Linked DNA regions of Homo sapiens: region 2 is linked to region 1. A link is an interaction called in ENCODE POLR2A ChIA-PET data of the cell type or tissue named here. Cell type or tissue: PC-9. All regions are shown on one strand. Links, peaks and the distances in the headings refer to the core of each region. The heading gives the core; the rest is flanking DNA.

Region 1 (9,684 bases), core at 1-8,000:
TGATGGCTGAAGCAAACTAGGCTCTGTGTATTTCTGGCAGGGTATCCCTTTTCTCCCAGACCTTCTGCTTCCCAATATTTAAGATTGACTGCAAAATGCAGAACTCAGGGAAACGCTGATATCAGTCTGAGATGAGCCCTGCCATCACGAGGGTGCCAGTACCCCGTGACCGGCGGCACTTTACTGCAAGCCTTAGTCAGAGTACAAAGGGTTCCTGCTTGGTGGTTTTGCTGCAGCTTCAGAGTTTAGCCTGAACTGTGGCAGGATTTTGTAACTTGCACATTTTTTGAGAAGTCTGATGGAGGTATAATGTCCACGGTCGATTATTTGAGTAAGTCCTACCAAATATAGGAGGTGGGGAGGACATTTCGCTAGACAGGCCTAGTTCTTTTCTTTTAAAAGCTAGGATTTTAGGTTACCAGGAGCTGGTCTGGGAATATGATATTTTGAGCCCATATGTCAGTGTTTTTAGAGGAAAATGAAATGGCTCTAAAAATTCCCAAGTAGGAGTAGAAGTGTGGAAGTAGGAAAACCATTGTGAGTTAAAACTGATCTAGAGAATTGAGTGACTGGGGGAGGGGGAGGGAGATAACTTTTTTAGTGTAGGCTAAATTTTTTACTTCCTGAATTTTTAACCATGTGAATGTATTACTTATTCTAAAATGTACATTAAAAATAAACTATTCAAAATAAATTGAGCTAGAGTCAGGTTGGTCTCTTGTGCATTTAGATATTAAACTATTTAATTTCAGTATACTAAGGATGAATTGTTAGTGTATTTTGTTCATTTTTTACTAATTTATTTTCAAATCTGTTAATTCAGACAGTGTTTCTGGAGATCATGGGGAGTCTGCCAGTCTTGGTAACATCAACCCTGCCTATAGTAATCCCTCTCTTTCACAGTCCCCTGGGGACTCAGAGGAGTACTTCGCCACTTACTTTAATGAGAAGATCTCCATTCCTGAGGAGGAGGTTAGTATCAGGTCCTTGGAGGAGAACACTATTGTCTGGGGAAAACCTGTGAGTGAAAGATCTGCTGGATGGCTCAAGTTCAGCAGCCTCAGGTTTAATTTTGGCTGGCAATCTCTGAAGACTATATCTATATATCTATATATATATATACACACACACACACACACACACACCCCATCTATATCTATCTATCTCTGTCTGTCTGTCTGTCCGTCTATCTATCTATCTATCTATCTATCTATCTATCTATCTGTCTATCTAATCTTTTTTACAGACAGGGTCTTGCTCTGTCATCTAGGCTCCAGTGCAGTGGCACAACCATAGCCCACTGTAGCCTTGAATTCCTGGGGTCAAGTGATTCTCCCACTTCAGCCTCCCCAGTAGCTGGGACTATAGATGGCATGCCACCATGCCAGGCTCATTATTTTTATTTTTATTTTTAGAGACAGGGTCTCACTATGTTGCCCAGGCTGGTCTTGAACTCCTGGCCTCAAGCTATCCTTCCTCTTGTTTGTTGATGAAAAAGAGTCAAACTCTGGCTGAGCCCAGGCTCACACCTGTAATCCCAGCACTTTGGGAGGCTAAGGCAGGAGGATCACTTGAGCCCAGGAGTTTAAGACCCGCCTGGCCAATATGGCGAAACCCTGTCTCTACAAAAAATACAAAAATTAGCTGGGCATGGTGGTATGCACCTGTAGTCCCAGCTACTCGGGAGGCTGAGGTGGAAGGATCACTTGAGCCTAGGAGGCAGAAGTTGCAGTGAGCCAAGATCATGCTATGGTACTCCACTCTGGGTAACAGAATGAGACCTCCTCTCAAAAACGAAAACCAAAACAAAACAGGCCAGGCGCGGTGGCTCACACCTGTAATCCCAGCACTTTGGGAGGCCGAGATGGGCAGATCACCTGAGGTTAGGAGTTCAAGACCAGCTTGGTTAACATGGTGAAACCCTGTCTTTACTAAAGATACAAAAGTTAGCTGGGCGTAGTGGTGGGTGCCTGTAATCCCAGCTACTCGGGAGACTGAGGCAGGAGAATCACTTGAACCTAGGAGGCAGAGGCTGCAGTGAGCCAAGATCGCGCCACTGCACTCCGGCCTGAGTGACAGAGTGAGACTCTGTCTCAAAACCAAACAAACAAACAAGAGTCAAACTCTGTAAAATGTTTAAAGAGGTTTATTCTGAGCCAAATATGAGTGACCAAGGCCCGTGACACAGCCCCAGGAAGTCCCGAGAACATGTGCCCAAGGTGGTTGGGTTACAGCTTGATTTTATACGTTTTAGGGGTCAGAAGTTACAGGCAGACATCAGCCAATATATTTAAGATGTACATTGGTTCCATCAGGAAAGGTGGGACAACTTGAAGTGGGGAGGGGGCACCTTTCAGGTCAAAGGTGGATTTAAAGATTTTCTGATTGGAAATTGATTGACACTGGGTGCAGTGGCTCATGCATGTAATCCCAGCACTTTGGGAGGCTGAGGCGGGTGGATCGCTTGAGCCCAGGAGTTCGAGACCAACCAGCTTGGGCAATGTGACAAGACCTTGTCTCCAAGTAAAAAAAATAAAATAAAATTAGTTGGGTGTGGTGGTGCACACCTGTGGTCCCAGCTACTTTGGAGGCTGAAGTGGGAGGATTGCTTAAGCCCAGGAGTTCAAGACCAGCCTGGGCAACATGGCAAAACCCTGTCTCTACAAAAATAAAAATAAATAAAAAAAGAAATTGGTTGAAAGAGTTATTTTCTAAAGACCTGGTCTAAAATGAGGGGCTGTGGAGTGTCTAAAATGAGGGGTTGTGAAGACCAAGGTTTTTATTATGTAGGTGAAGCCTCTAGGTAACAAGCTTCAGAGAAAATAGATGTAAATGTCTTTTATCAGACTTAAAAAGGTACCGGACTCCTAGTTAATTCTCTCCGGGATCAGGAAAAGACCTGAAAAGGGAAGGAGATTCTATATATTCTAGGTTTTGCTCATAAGAGACAGCTTTGCAGGGTCATTTCAAAATATACAAAGAAATATATCTTGGAGTAAAATACTTTGATTTCTTTCAGGGCCTGTTATCTGTCATGTGATGCTATGCTAGAGTCAGGTTGGAATTTAGCATGTTATTGCTACAAGGAATCTGTTTTGTCAGTTTTAAGATCTCTGGTTTTTGTTTGTTTGTTTGTTTGTTTGTTTTTGAGACGGAGTTTCACTCTTGTCGCCCAGGCTAGAGTGCAATGGTGCAATCCTGGCTCACCGCAACCTCCTCCTCCCGCATTCAAGTGATTCTCCTGCCTCAGCCTCCCGAGTAGCTGGGATTACAGGCATGTGCCGTTACGCCCACCTGTTTTTGTATTTTTAGTAGAGACAGGGTTTCTCTACTAAAGTGTTGGTCAGACTGGTCTCGAACTCCCAACCTCAGGTGATCTGCCCGCCTTGGCCTCCCAAAGTGCTGGGATTACATGCAGGAACCACTGTGCCTGGCCAAGATCTCTGTTTTAATGCTGGTCATTTGTGTCTGAATTCCAAAGGGACGGGAGTATAATGAGGTTTGTCTGACCCCTCCCTCCCATCATGGCCTGAACTAGTTTTTCAGGTTTTCTTTGGAATGCCCTTGGTCAAGAAGAGGATCCGTTCAGTTGGTTGGGGGAGCTTAGAATTTTATTTTTGTTTGCTCTCCTCAGTGTCCCAAGTAGTTGGACTATAGGCACACACCACACAGCACCACACCTGGCTTGTTTCCTTTTTAAAATGGTGGCTCTTGTCCTTTTTGGGAAGTGTTTGGGCACAGAGGTACTGATACTGTTATTCTGGTTTTAGAATAAGAGGCTGATGGAACCTGCAGGTAAGGGAAGAGCTTTGACTTGGACAGAGAAGTGGCCAGCTTCTTAATAAAAAGTGGGTAAGATGGAGGTGAAACTTGGACACATGCAATATCTGACATTGTAAATCCTTTTTTCTTGTGAGGCTGGATTTTGTTGCTTCATATGTGATAACAGACCAATTATATCAGTAGTTCAATGGTGATGTTCAGTTTAATCTCTTTTCCTCTCTTGTACAGTACTCTTGTTTTAGCTTTCGTAAACTCTGGGCTTTCACCGGACCAGGTTTTCTTATGAGCATTGCCTACCTGGATCCAGGAAATATTGAATCCGATTTGCAGTCTGGAGCAGTGGCTGGATTTAAGGTGAACATCTAGTCCTACCCCTGTCCTTTTAAGCACATAATACACTCTCACATCCTTTTCTCCACCCTGCATGTTGGATAGTAGCCTCAGGGGCTACATGCAGATACTTCATTGGCAGTGGCTCTTATGTGTAAAGTACTTTCCATTTGGTCTTATTTTTATCCACATAGTTTCCTTGAACAAAGGAGAAACTACATATAGGAGAAACTGAGGCTCAGAAAGGTACAAGGTGACTTAGCAGGTCATGTGCAAAATCTGTTATAGAACTCAAGTCATTTGATTCTTGACCTGGGCTCTTTTCTGAATGCAGTATTTACCACTCATGTTGCCAAACAACTAAACAAACAAACAGACAAAAACTCAGTTGTTCAATGAGTGTTACAGGAGATTTTGTTCTTCTTAGTTGCTCTGGATCCTTCTGTTGGCCACCCTTGTGGGGCTGCTGCTCCAGCGGCTTGCAGCTAGACTGGGAGTGGTTACTGGGCTGCATCTTGCTGAAGTATGTCACCGTCAGTATCCCAAGGTGAGCAATGTATTGTCCTGTTTGTCTCTCACCCATGCCATAGGAATCTGTGTGTCTGGCGGTATGTGCTGGCCTCATTCTATAGTGAGACAGTCAAGGACTTGGGGGTCAGTGGCCCTGAAGACAGACGGTACCAACGGAAATACTGTAGCTCCTCCTGCTGCCAGGCCATGTTTTCCCCCTCTTTCAAAATCTAACTTGAGACTCGCATTTCCTAGAAGGTTTTCTTAGAAAAACTGTGTTACCATTCACTCTGGCTTCCAGTATCTAGCAATGCCCAGCCCAAGGGGAGGAGGATGCTCTCTCTAAGCACTTTTATTCATACCTCCATGTTACTCCATCAGTTTGCATTTTATATATGTTCTTTTTTTGTTTGACTTTGCCATCACTTTGAAAAAGTAATTTTTTTTCTTTTTAGTACAAACTATATGTGGCAAGATCTTTGGATTTGCTAATAATTATTTTTCAGTTTCCCCTCCCACCGGGGGCTACACTGTCCTCTGCAGCTTCTTCTGGACATTTTGGGCCTTTCTTACCGTTGCCTAAGGCAAGAATGAACACTATGTCTGGAAGATATTTTTAACTTAGTTTTGTCTCTTGTTTTGTTTCTTTTCCTGGGTGTGAGCAAAAAGTATCCTTATCTGCTTTTCAAAAAAATAAAAAAATCTTGATAATATCCCCATTTACTCTGATGTGATTATTACACATTTTATGCCTATATCAAAATATCCCATATGCCCCATAATATATACACCTACTATGTACCCATAAAATTTTTAAAAAACAAACAAAACCTTGGTAATTTATAATCCTTCTAGCTTCTTTTTCTTTCTTTCTTCTTATTTTTTGAGACGGAGTCTCACTCTGTCACCCATGGTGGAGTGCAGTGATGTGATCATGGCTCACTGCAGCCTTGACCTCCCAGGCTCAAGCGATTCTCCCATCTCAGCCTCCCAAGTAGCTGGGACCACAGGCGAGCACGACCACACCCAGCTAATTAAAATTTTTTTTTTTTTTTTTTTTGTGGAGATGAGGTATTGCTATGTTGTCTAGGCTGGTCTCAAACTCCTGGGCTCAGGCAGTCCTCCCACCACAGCTTCTCAAAGTGCTGGGACGACAGGCATGAGCCACTGCACCAAGCCTAGCTTCTCTTTCTTCATACACGTTAATAGTTATTTTGTAATAATAATTATATATATATATATTTGTTTGTTTGTTTGTTTTGTTTTTTTTTTTGAGACAGAATCTCACTCTGTTGCCCAGGCTGGAGTTCAGAGTTCAGTGGTGTGATCTCAGCTCACTACAGCCTCTGCTTCTTGCAGTGAGGCGATTCCAGGGATTCTCCTGCCTCAGCCTCCTGACTAGCTTGGATTACAGCCACGTGCCACCATCTGGCTAATTTTTGTATTTTTAGTAGAGATGAGGTTTTACCATGTTGGTCAGGCTGGTCTTGAACTCCTGGCCTTAGGTGATCTGCCAGCCTTCGCCTCCCAAAGTGCTGGGATTACAGGCATGAGCCACCGTGCCCAGCCTGCTTTTTTGTTTGTTTGTTTGAGACGGAGTTTCACTCTTTCACCCAGGCTGGAGTGCAGTGGCGTGATCTCAGCTCACTGCAACCTCCGCCTTCAGTTTCAAGTGATTCTCCTGCCTCAGCCTCCCGAGTAGCTGGGATTACAGGTGCCTGCCACCATGCCTGGCTAATTTTTGTATTTTTAGTAGAGACGGGGTTTCACCATGTTGGCCAGGCTGGTCTCGAACTCCTGACCTTGTGATCTGCCCACCTCGGCCTTCCAAAGTGCTGGGATTACAGACGTGAGCCACTGCGCCTGGCCTTGTTTTGGTATTTTTGAGATGGAGTCTCACTCTGTTGCCCAGCCTGGAGTACAGTGGCGTGATCTCAGCTCACCACAACCTCCGCCTCTTGGGTTCAAGCTATTCTCCTGCCTCAGCCTCCTGAGTAGCTGGGACTACAGGCGTGCATCACCACGCCTGGCCAATTTTTGTATTTTTAGTAGAGATGAGGTTTCACTATGTTGGCCAGACTGGTCTCAAACTCCTGACCTCGTGATCTGCCCGCCTTGGCCTCCCAAAGTGCTGGGATTACAGGCGTGAGCTACTGCGCCTGGCTCTGCCCTTTTTTTTTTTTTTTGAGACCAAGTCTCGCTTTGTCACCCAGGCTCGGGTACAGTGGTGTGATCTTGGCTTACTATAACCTCAACCTCCCAGGTTCAAGCGATTCTCCTGTCTCAGCTTCCCGAGTAGCTGGGATTACAGGTGCGCACCACCACACCCAGCTAATTTTTGTATTTTTAGTAGAGACAGGGTTTCACCATGTTGGCCAGGCTGATCTCAAACTCCAGACCTCAAGTGATCCACTTGCCTTAGCCTCTCAAAGTGCTGGGATTACAGATGTGAGATACTGTGCCTGGCCTGTTTTTTTGAGATAGGATCTTGCTCTATTACCCAGACTAGAGTTCAGTGGCACAATCATGGCTCACTATACCCTTGACCTCCCAGGCGCAAGCAGCCTTCCTACCTCTGTCTCTTGAATAGTTGGGACCACAGGTGTGCACCATGATACCCAGCTATTTTTAAAATTTTTTGTAGAGACAGGGTTTTGCCATGTTGCCAAGGCTGGGCTTGAACTCCTGGGCTCAAGTAATCCTCCCACCTCTGCCTCCCAAAGTTCAGGGATTATAGGTGTGAACTACCATGGGTGACCTGACAAATTTTTTGGATGCTAGCTATCTGGAGGTGTTTTTTTCTGGCTTCAGTGAGTCAGCATAACTAAATCTGATTTTCAGCTGTATTGTTTGGCCAGATAAGTTTCTGACTTTGTTATATGCCACCCAGTTCCAACCATCTTCCCTTGAGTCCTTTTGCATACGTGGGCATTATTATTACATTAAAGGTGACTCCAACCTTTTCTGTTGTTGTGGTGGTGGTTTGTTGAGACAGTCTTGCTCTTGTTTGTTGCCCACTCTGGAGTGCAGTGGCATGATCATAGCTCACTGCAGCCTTGACCACTGGGGCTTAGGCTGTCCTCCTGCCTCAGCCTCCCAAGTAGTTGGGACTACAGGTGTATGCCATCATGCCTGGATACTTTTGTACTTTTTTTTTTTCCTATAATTTTTATTTTAGGTTTGGAGATGGATACATGTGAAGGTTTTTTCTTTCTTTCTTTCTTTTTTTTTTTTTTTTTGTGAAAGCAAGTTTATTAAGAACGTAAAGGAATAAAGAAAGGCTATTCCGTAGGCAGAGCAGTCACATGTGAAGGTTTGTTACATAGATAAACACGTGTCATGGGGGTTTGTTGTACATATTATTACATCACCCCGATATTAAGCCCAATACACAATAGTTAACTTTTCTGCTTCTCTCTCTCCTTCCACCCTCCCCCATCAAGTAGACCCCAGTGTCTGTTGTTTCTGTCTGTGTGTTCATAAGTTCTTATCATTTTGCTCCCAATTTTTATACTTTTTGTAGAGATGGGGTTTTGCCATGTTGCCCAGGCTGGTCTCAAACTCCTGGGCTTAAGGGATCTACGTTGGCATCCCAAAGTGCTGAGATTACAGGAATGAGCCACTGTGCCTGGTCCACCCCAACCTTTTTTTTTTTTTTTTGAGATGGAGTCTCGCTTTGTTGTCCAGGCTGGAGTGCAGTGGCGCAATCTCAGCTCACTGCAACCTTCGCCTCCCGGGTTCAAGCAATTCTCCTGCCTCAGCCCCCTGAGTAGCTGGGATTACAGGCATGTGCCACCATGCCCAGCTAATTTTTGTATTTTTAGTAGAGACGGGGTTTCGCCATGTTGGCCAGGCTGATCTTGAACCCTGTCCTCAGGTGATCCACCTGCCTCAGCCTCCCAAAGTGCTGGGATTACAGGTGTGAGCCACCGCGCCCAGCCTGACCCCAACCTTTTCATGTTTGTTTTGTCTTCCCAGCTATGGTCAGGATAGATATGTTCTTCTGCAATCATTTAATATTCTTTCTTGACCCATATTTGGACCGTATTAGCATCCTTATTCTCCTCTAAACTTTTTAGGATTGTTTTTAGGAAATTAAGTGGAAGTTAGTAAATGGCAATTATATTCTTCTCAAGTAGAAAGGAAAAAGAAAAAAGTAAGATCAATTACTGCCTTGACCTTCGTTCACAGGTTCTGCCACGTGGTAGCACACTTTTCCTTCTCCAGGTGAGAGCCACAGTGCAGTGATCGGCCAAGTGGAGGCACGTTCTGGTATTTCTTCTCTAGTCTGGAGGCTTATAAAGGACTGTTTATGGTTTAGTGCCAAAATGTGAATTCCAAATTGTGGAGGAATTTTTTAGAAATGATTAATCAGAACCGTGTCTTTCTACTGTTTGATGTTTAGGTCCCACGAGTCATCCTGTGGCTGATGGTGGAGTTGGCTATCATCGGCTCAGACATGCAAGAAGTCATTGGCTCAGCCATTGCTATCAATCTTCTGTCTGTAGGAAGGTGAGGGGTTTTCCTCTAGAAAGTCATCAGTGTTTTGCTGGATTTCCAAGCAGAGATAAAAACAAAAACCCAATTCATTTTTAATTTTGAAGACTCAACTCAATTGTTATTTCTTCTGTGGAACCTTTCTGGAAACAATTTCTTCTCCCCTGGTAGATGTAGACTCTACATCTTCCGTTTCCCATGGTGGGTTATGCTTACCTTTATTAGAATGTGTGGCGTTTTGTATCGCAATTATTGATTTGTATGTCATTTTATCCCGCTAGATACTATCTTTTTATTTTATTTTATTTATTTATTTTTTTGAGACAGAGTCTTTCTCCGTCACCCAGGCTGGAGTGCAGTGGTATGATCTTGGCTCACTGCAACCTCCGCCTCCCAGGTTCAAGCAATTCTTGTGCCTCAGTCTCCTGAGTAGCTGGGATTACAGGCACCTGCCACCATGTCCAGCTAATTTTTGTGTTTTTAGTAGAGACGGGATTTCACCATGTTGGCCAGGCTGGTCTCTAACTCCTGACCTCAGGTCTAGGAATGCCCGCCTCAGCCTCC
Region 2 (8,000 bases), core at 1-8,000, 250 kb before region 1:
CCTATTTTGTAATTATTAATTAATTTATTTTTTGAGAGACAGGGTCTGTTACCTAGGCTGGAGTGCTATGGCACAATCATAGCTCACTGCAGCCTTGAACTCCTGGGCTCAAGGAATCCTCCCACCTCAGCCTTCCAAATTGCTGGACTTACAGGTGTGTGCCACCATGCCTGGCTATTGCTTTTATTTTTATTTTTATTTTTTTTGTAGAGATGGAGGTCTCACTATGTTGCTCTCAGCCTGATCTCAAACTCCTGACCTCAAGCGATCCTCCCACATTGGACTCTCAAAGTGCTGGGATTATAGGTGCAAACCACTGGGCCCAGTTAAGATCTTACTTTAGAATGGGTAGGCTGGGCACAGTGGCTCACACCTGTAATCCCAGCACTTTGAGAGGCCAAGACAGGCAGATCACCTGAGGTCAGGAGTTCGAGACCAGCCTGGCCAACAGGGTGAAACCCCATCTCTACTAAAAATGCAAAAATTAGCCAAGTGTAGTGGTGGGTACCTGTAATCCCAGGTACTCGGGAGACTAAGGCAAGAGAATCATTATAACCTGGGAGGAGGAGGTTACAGTGACCCAAGGTGGCACCACTGCACTCCAGCCTGGGTGACAGAGCAAGACTGTCTCAAAAAAAAAAAATGTATACAAAGGTCTCACTATGTTGCCCAGGCTTGTCTTGAACTCCTGGCCCTGGCCCCAAACAATTCTCCCCACTCGGCCTCTCAAAGTGCTGGGATTATAGGCACAAGCCACTGGGCCCAGTTAAGATCCTATTTTCTTGAGCAAATTAAAGTTATCAGAAGAGAACTGCCAAAGGCTCGCACCCTCACCATCAACCTGCCACCTGCATTTGTGCCCATATACTCTGCTTTTCCTCCTATTCCAATGGCACTGTCTCTGCTGCTGTCTGCAGCCAGCCCCCCAGCCCCTCTGTGCTCTAGATCTCATCCCTTCAAGGACTCTTGTGCATCATCAATTGTGCCTCTCATCTGGGTCATTCTCATCTGTATGCAAACATGCTGGCATTTCTCCCATCAGAAAAACAAACAAATTTGAACTCCCTTTCCCCTCCAGTCACAGCCTTTCTCTACTCACCTTTACAGAGAAATTTTGTGTAAGCATTTATTTATATTCTGCCTTCAGTTCCTCTCCTTCCATTTCTTCCTTGAACCCACCCTAAATTACGGGTTTGTATCCAGCACTTCACCAAAACTTCTCTTGTAAAGGTCGTTTATGATCTCTGCATGGCAAAAGCTGTTTGGCTGCTACTCCCCAGTCTCCTTGGGCTCAGTCTTGGGTTCTCTTTATCTGCACTTACTCCTGGGTGATCTCACCCAGTCTATGGTCTTAAATATCTAATGACTTTTCAACCTCTAGTACCATATATAAGAATATATATATATATCTTTTTTTGGGTGGGGGGGAGGTTTTGTTTGTTTGTGTTTTTTTTGTTTGTTTGTTTGTTTGTTTTGAGACGGAGTTTCGCTCTCATTGCCCAGGCTGGAGTGCAATGGCACGATCTCAGCTCGCCGCAACCTCCGCCTCCTGGGTTCAAGCGATTCTCCTGCCTCAGCCTCCCGAGTAGCTGGGATTACAGGCATGCGCCACCACCCCGGCTAATTTTGTATTTTTAGTAGAGATGGGGTTTCTCCATGTTGGTCAGGCTGGTCTTGAACTGCTGACCTCAGGTGATCCGCCTGCCTCTGCCTCCCAAATTGCTGGGATTACTGGCGTGAGCCACCGCGCCCGGCTTGTTTGTGTTTTTTTAAATAGAGCTGAGGTCCCACTATGTTGCCCAGGCTGCTCTTGAACTCCTGAGGTCAAGTGATCCTCTGGCCTCAGCCTCCCAAAGTGCTAAGATTACAGGCGTGAGCCACCGCACCTGGCCTCCAAATTCTAATCTTCATATCTGAACTTTGATATCTAGTAAGCAATCATGTTTCTTCCAAATTTGTTCCCCCTGCAGGCTTACCCCTCTCACATAACTCCATGCCTTCACCCTTGACTCCACCCCACATCCAATCCTGTCCGTCTTTGCTTCAGATTATATTCAGAATCTCACCACTTTCTCACTGAGCTGCTGCAAAAGCAATCAATGCTGTCGTGGAAATTAGAAAAAGGGGTTGGGCACGGTAGCTCACACCTGTAATGCCAGCACTTTGGGAGGCCAAGGTGGGCAGATCACTTGAGGTTAGGAGTTCAAGACCAGCCTGGCCAACATGGTGAAACCCCGTCTCTACTAAAAATACAAAATTAGCCAGGCATGGTGGTGCATGCCTGTAATCCCAGCTACTTGGGAGTCTGAGGCAGGAAAATTGCGTGAACCCGGGAGGCGGAGGCTGCAATAAGCTGAGATCACACCACTGTATTCCAGCCTGGACAACAGAGCAAGACCCTGTCTCAAAAAAAAGAAAGAAAAAGAAAAAGGCACACCTTTTGGCAGATGCAACTGTGCACTTGTGCAGGGTACACCCTGCTTCTGCACGTGTGCCACCTTCCCACAGCCTATTGTCCACACTGTAGTCAGAGGGATCCTTTCAAATCAATCCCTGTTTCAATCATGTATTGCTGCTGGAAGGTCTGCTAGACTAGAAGGGCCAAAATGGTCTCCCTCACATGTCTGGCAGTCAGCTGAGCCTGGGGTGCTTGGTTTTCCTCCATATGGCCTCTCATCCTCTAGCAGGCAGGATTGGGGTTCCTCTCAACATGGTGGTCTCAGGGTTTCACAAGTGTGGTCTTTGGAAATCAGGCCCCACCTCAGATCTCCTGAATCAGAATCTGCATTTTAACGAGATCTGTAGGAGATTGTTATGCACAAGAAAGTTTGAGAAGCATTGCTTTAAAACACAAACCTAGGCCAGGCACAGTGGCACATGCCTGTAATCCCAACACTTTGGGAGGCCAAGGAGGGAGAACCATTTGAGCCCAGGAGTTTTGAGACGAGCCTGGGCAACATAGCAAGACCCCGTCTCTCCAAAAAATAACAAAATTAGCCAGGCGTGTTGGTGCACGCTTGTATTCCCAGCTACTCCAGAGGCTGAGGCAGGAGGATCGCTTGAGCCTGGGAGGTGGAGGCTGCAGTGAGCCATGATCATACCATGGCACTCCAGCCTGGAGGACAGACTGAGGCCCTGTCTCAAAAATAAGTAAGTGAATAAATAATAAAAAAAATCTGATCAGTCTCTGCCCAAAAACCTGTAAAAGCTTCCCACCTCACTCCCTGAAAAAGCCCTTACCTTGGCCTACAAGGCCTGTGTTGTACAGGCCTCCTTGACTTTCTCTGCTCCTCCTCTCCCCGTTACTCCCACTCAGGGGCCTCCATACTGTGCATTTAACAGGCCAAGCATGCCTGGCCCCGGGGTGTTTTTCAGTGCTGTGGACAGCCCTCCCATGAACTTGCTGTCCCCTCTGCCTGGAATGTTCCTCAATCAGCTCTTTGCATGACTGCCTCCCTTACCTTCTTTAGGTCTTCACTCAAGTCACCTCATCAGTAAAGCTTCCCCTGACAACCTTCTCTAAAACCACAACTCCAACCACATCCCAGCTTTCCATCCTCTTTTCTGCTTATTTTTCTACATAGCGCTAATTAACGTCTAATATAGCATATCTTTTACTTATTTAATTATTTATTTTTACTTTTTTTTTTAGATGGAGTCTCTCTCTGTCACCCAGGTTGGAGTGCAGTGGTGCAATCTCGGCTCACTGCAGCCTCCGCCTCCTGGGTTCAAGTGATTCTCCTGCCTCAGCCTCCTGAGTAGCTGGGACTACAGGCATACGCCACCACACCCAGCTAATTTTTGTATTTTTAGTAGAGACGGGGTTTTGCCATGTTGGTCAGGCTGGTGCCAAACTCCTGACCTCATGATCCACCCGCCTCGGCCTCCCAAAGTGCTGGGATTACAGGCATGAGCCACCGCGCCCGGCCTTATTTTATTTATTGTCTGTCTTCCCCCTCTAAAAATGTAAATTATATAAACAGAGGGTTTTTTAATTGTGGTAAAATTATACATAACATAAAATTGACCATTTTAACCATTTTCAAGTGTACAGTCCAGCAGTATTAAGTACATTCATGTTGTTATACCTTCACCAACACCACTATGCATCTCCAGAACTTTTTCATCCTCCCAAACTAAAACTCTATACTCATTAAACATTAACTCCCCATTTTCCCCTTCTCCAGCCCCTTACAATCTCCTGTAGTACTTTCTGTCTTATGAATTTGATTGCTCTAAGCACATCATATAAGTGGAATCATACAATGTTTGTCCTCTTTTTTTTTGTTTGAGACAGAGTCTCGCTCTTTCGCCTGGGCTGGAGTGCAGTGGCATGATCTTGGCTCACTGCAACCTCTACCTCCCGGGTTCAAGTGATTCTCCTGCCTTGGCCTCCCAAGTAGCTGGGATTACAGGCACCTGCCACCACGTCCGGCTAATTTTTGTATTTTTAGTAGAGACGGGGTTTTACCACGTTGGCCAGGCTGGAATGTTTGTCCTTTTGTGCCTGGCTTATTTCACTTAGTGTCATGTCCTCAAGGTTCATCCATGTTGTAGTATATGTCTGAATTCCTTCCTTTTTTGTTTTTTGTTTTTTTTTAGAATTTCCTTCCTCTTTAAGGGTATGTATATACCACATTTTGTTTATCCATTTATCTACTGTTGGACATTTGGGTTATTTCACCTTTTATTTAGCTATTGCATAATGCTCCTATGAACATGATATACAAGTATCAGTTGAAGTCCATTCATTTCTTTTGGGTATATACCTAGAAGTGGGATTGCGGGATCATACCCACCCAGCAATGAGATTGCTGGGTAATTCTGTTTAATCCTGGCAGGAACTTTAAAGGTAAGGGTTTTTGCCTGTGTTGTTCACTGATAGAAGCCCAGAGCCTGGCACAGAGTACACACTCAGTAAATTCTTGTTGAACTAACTGTTTAATTTCCCTGTCTAGGAACCTGGAATCTCAGTCTAAGAAGGCTGTGCAGCTTATCTGACCCAGCTTGCTCTCAGTAGTCCCATTCTGACTTCTAATGCTTGCTGTTTCGAGTTCAAAGCCCCCCAAACAGGCCGTAATAGTGTGTTCTAGAACTTTGCTGGGGAGTCACATCAAGCTCACCATTGCTTTATGGACTCCACCTTCCTTCCATGGCCCCTTCAGGTTCCCGACCCCTTTCTCTTTCTCAGAAGCTCCTATGTCACCAACAGAAATCCCATTTACAAGTTCTTGCAGTGCCTTTGGCTGTCATATCTGGTCCCTTTTAGATTAGTCTGGTGCTTGCTGGGTTTCTTTGCTTCTCTTGAGCTCACTTCCCCCATGTCCCCAAAGGCTCCACTGCTCCTTAGTGCAAAAAAATGATTCTCTTTGATAGGAAACAGAGGTGAAAAGGCCTGAGGGAATTCTGCTTTCTCTGTTACCTCCAACCTGACCCCTCAGGCCCAAAGAAGCCTAGCTTTTTCTTTGTTCTTGTTGCAAATATAATGCTTTTTAAATTGTCCTTCGGGGGGCGATGTGGCTCACGCCTGTAATCCCAACACTTTGGGAGGCTGAGGAGGGCGGATCACCTGAGGTCAGGAGTCTGAGACCAGCCTGGCCAACATGGCAAAACTGTCTCTACTAAAAAATACAAAAATTAGCCGGGTGTGGTGGCACATGCCTGTAATTCCAGCTACTTGGGAGGCTGAGGCAGGAGAATTGCTTGAACCCAGGGGGCGGAGGTTGCAGTGAGCCGAGATGAAGCCACTGCACTCCAGCCTGGGTGACACAGTGAGACTTGGCCTCAAAAATAATAATAATAGGCCGGGCACAGTGGCTCATACCTGTAATCCCAGCACTTTGGGAGGCCGAGGCGGGCAGATCACGAGGTCAGGAGATCAAGACCATCCTGGCTAATATGGTGAAACCCCGTCTCTACTAAAAAATACAAAAAATTAGCCGGGCGTGGTGACATGCGCCTGTAGTCCCAGCTACTCGGGAGGCTGAGGCAGGAGAATCGCTAGAACCTGGGAGACAGAGGTTGCAGTGAGCCAACATCGCGCCACTGCACTCCAGCCTGGGTGACAGAGCGAGACTCTGTCTGGAAAAAAAAAAAAAAATCTGATGTAGAGTCTGCCTTCTTGTCATCGTTTAAATATTGAGGTAAATTTCTTTGCACCTTTCTTCATCTGCACTTTCTGCTTCACCAGATGGCTTCATATAAGTGGAAACTGACCAATAGCTGCATCGCAGCAAGGCATTCTGTAGAATTTTTTTCTTAAGGTCTTCCTGTATGGCTAAAATATTCTCTAGTTGTGAGAAAGCTTGCTTCTGATCATGTTAAACATTAAAGCTAAAGAGGGTGGGGAGTCCTCTGAACCTCTTTTGGTTCTAGGGGCTGCTCAATTTAAAAAAATTAAAGAATAGATAACTGAAAATAAACTAAAAATAAAGAAGTCACATATAAACCAACATGACTTCTGCATTACACTGACATCGTTCCCTTAAGTTACCTATCACCAGTGAGCCAGTTCATGTTAAAGAAGCACTTTGTAGCACAACTGTCTGTATTTAATTGTGATCATCTGGTTTCCTCCCACCTTTATTCTTTTTTTTTTTTTTTCTGAAACAGGGTCTCACTCTGTCACCCAGACTAGAGTACAGTGGCACAATCACAGCTCACTGCAGCCTGGACCTCCTGGGCTCCAGTGATCCTCTCACCTCAAGTTTACCGAGTAGCTGGGACTACAGGTGTGTGCCACCATGTCTGGCTAACTTTTTTTTTTTTTTTTTTTTTGTAGAGATGGGAGTCTGGCTATGTTGCCCAGGCTGGTCTCCAACTCCTGGGCTCAAGCGATCCACCTGCCTTGGCCTCCCAAGGTGCTGGAATTACAGGCGTGAGCCACTGCACCCAGCCTCCTCCATATATTATTTTTAAAAAACAAATAGAGATGGTGTCTTGCTATATTGTCCAGATTAGTCTCAAACTCCTGGCCTCAAGCAATCCTCCTGCCTCCGCCTCCCAAAGTGTTGGGATTACAGGCGTGAGCTACCACACTAAACCTAATGTACAAAGTAAGTTACTGTTGATGATTGAACACAAATTACTCATCTTCAAGCTTCTGATATACATTAATCTTCTCAATGCTTTGTACATCCTAAATTCTCAAAATGTTTAAAGAAAGCAAAACTAGGAACAACTGTATAGAACTCTAGATCCATGGTAGGAAGATGGATTGCAGCCCTGGGCGATTTGGGGAGGAAAGTGCATGGTGAAATGTGTGAAGTCATGACCAGGTAGATAAACTTCAGGGCTTCCCTTTGATGGGAGTCACAGTGTTGTATAACCTAATCTCAGAAGTTACATGCCATCATTTTTGCCATCATCTGTTAAAAGCAAGTCACCAGGTTCAACCCATATACCAGAGGAGAGGCATGCTCAAAGATGTCAATACCAGGAGGCAGAAATCATTGTGAGCCATCTTAGAAGCTGTACACCACACTCCCATTTCACAAATCAAGAAACTGAGGTACTGCCAGGTGTGGTGGCACACGCTTATAATCCCAGCATTTTGGGAGGCCAAGGCAGGAAGATTGCTTGAGGTCAGGAGGTTGAGGCCGCAGTGAGCCAAGATTGCACCATTGCACTCCAGCCTGAGCAACATAGTGAGATCCTTGTCTCAACAACAACAACAAAAAAAAAACAAAAAAAAAACACAACAACAACAACAACCAGGTTCAGAGAGGTTTAGTAACTTCCTCAAGGTCACCTAGTAATATGCTTAGGCAGGATTCAAACCCAGAGCAACTCTCCCTTTAATTAATTTATTTTTTTGAGACAGGGTCTCATTACTCTGTTGCCCAACAATTCAGTAATGCAGTGCTGGCTCATTGCAGGCTTAACCCCCTGGGCTCAAGCAATCTTCCCACTTCAGCCTCATGAGTATCTGGGACTACAGGCGCATATTACCACACCTGGCTAATTTTTACATTTTTTTTTTTTTTTTTTTTGTAGACAGA

What was found. ChIA-PET counts read pairs that join two places held together with the same protein. Peaks named below come from ENCODE experiments on the same cell type or tissue, not always from the same donor. Only the 100,000 strongest peaks of a DNase experiment are listed, where the experiment ranks them.
Region 2: POLR2A ChIA-PET joins it to region 1 with 9 read pairs; 7 of 35 experiments call an interaction of 5 or more read pairs at or near these places.

Annotation. Positions count from the first base shown.
Region 1 is chr12:50,999,764-51,009,447 of GRCh38, reverse strand. It overlaps SLC11A2 (solute carrier family 11 member 2), which reads left to right. Exons shown (of 16, transcript NM_000617.3): 3 at 824-972; 4 at 4,012-4,137; 5 at 4,541-4,660; 6 at 9,029-9,135. Among named protein-coding and RNA genes, the nearest start is that of SLC11A2, 22 kb to the left of the region's middle. In PC-9, for the core only: no CTCF peak of the experiment used is centred there; a DNase peak (open chromatin) is centred at 3,537; H3K27ac peaks cover 1,573 bases.
Region 2 is chr12:51,250,196-51,258,195 of GRCh38, reverse strand. All of the region lies in intron 2 of SMAGP (small cell adhesion glycoprotein), which reads left to right. Among named protein-coding and RNA genes, the nearest start is that of DAZAP2, 15 kb to the right of the region's middle. In PC-9, for the core only: a CTCF peak has its summit at 5,526; no DNase peak of the experiment used is centred there.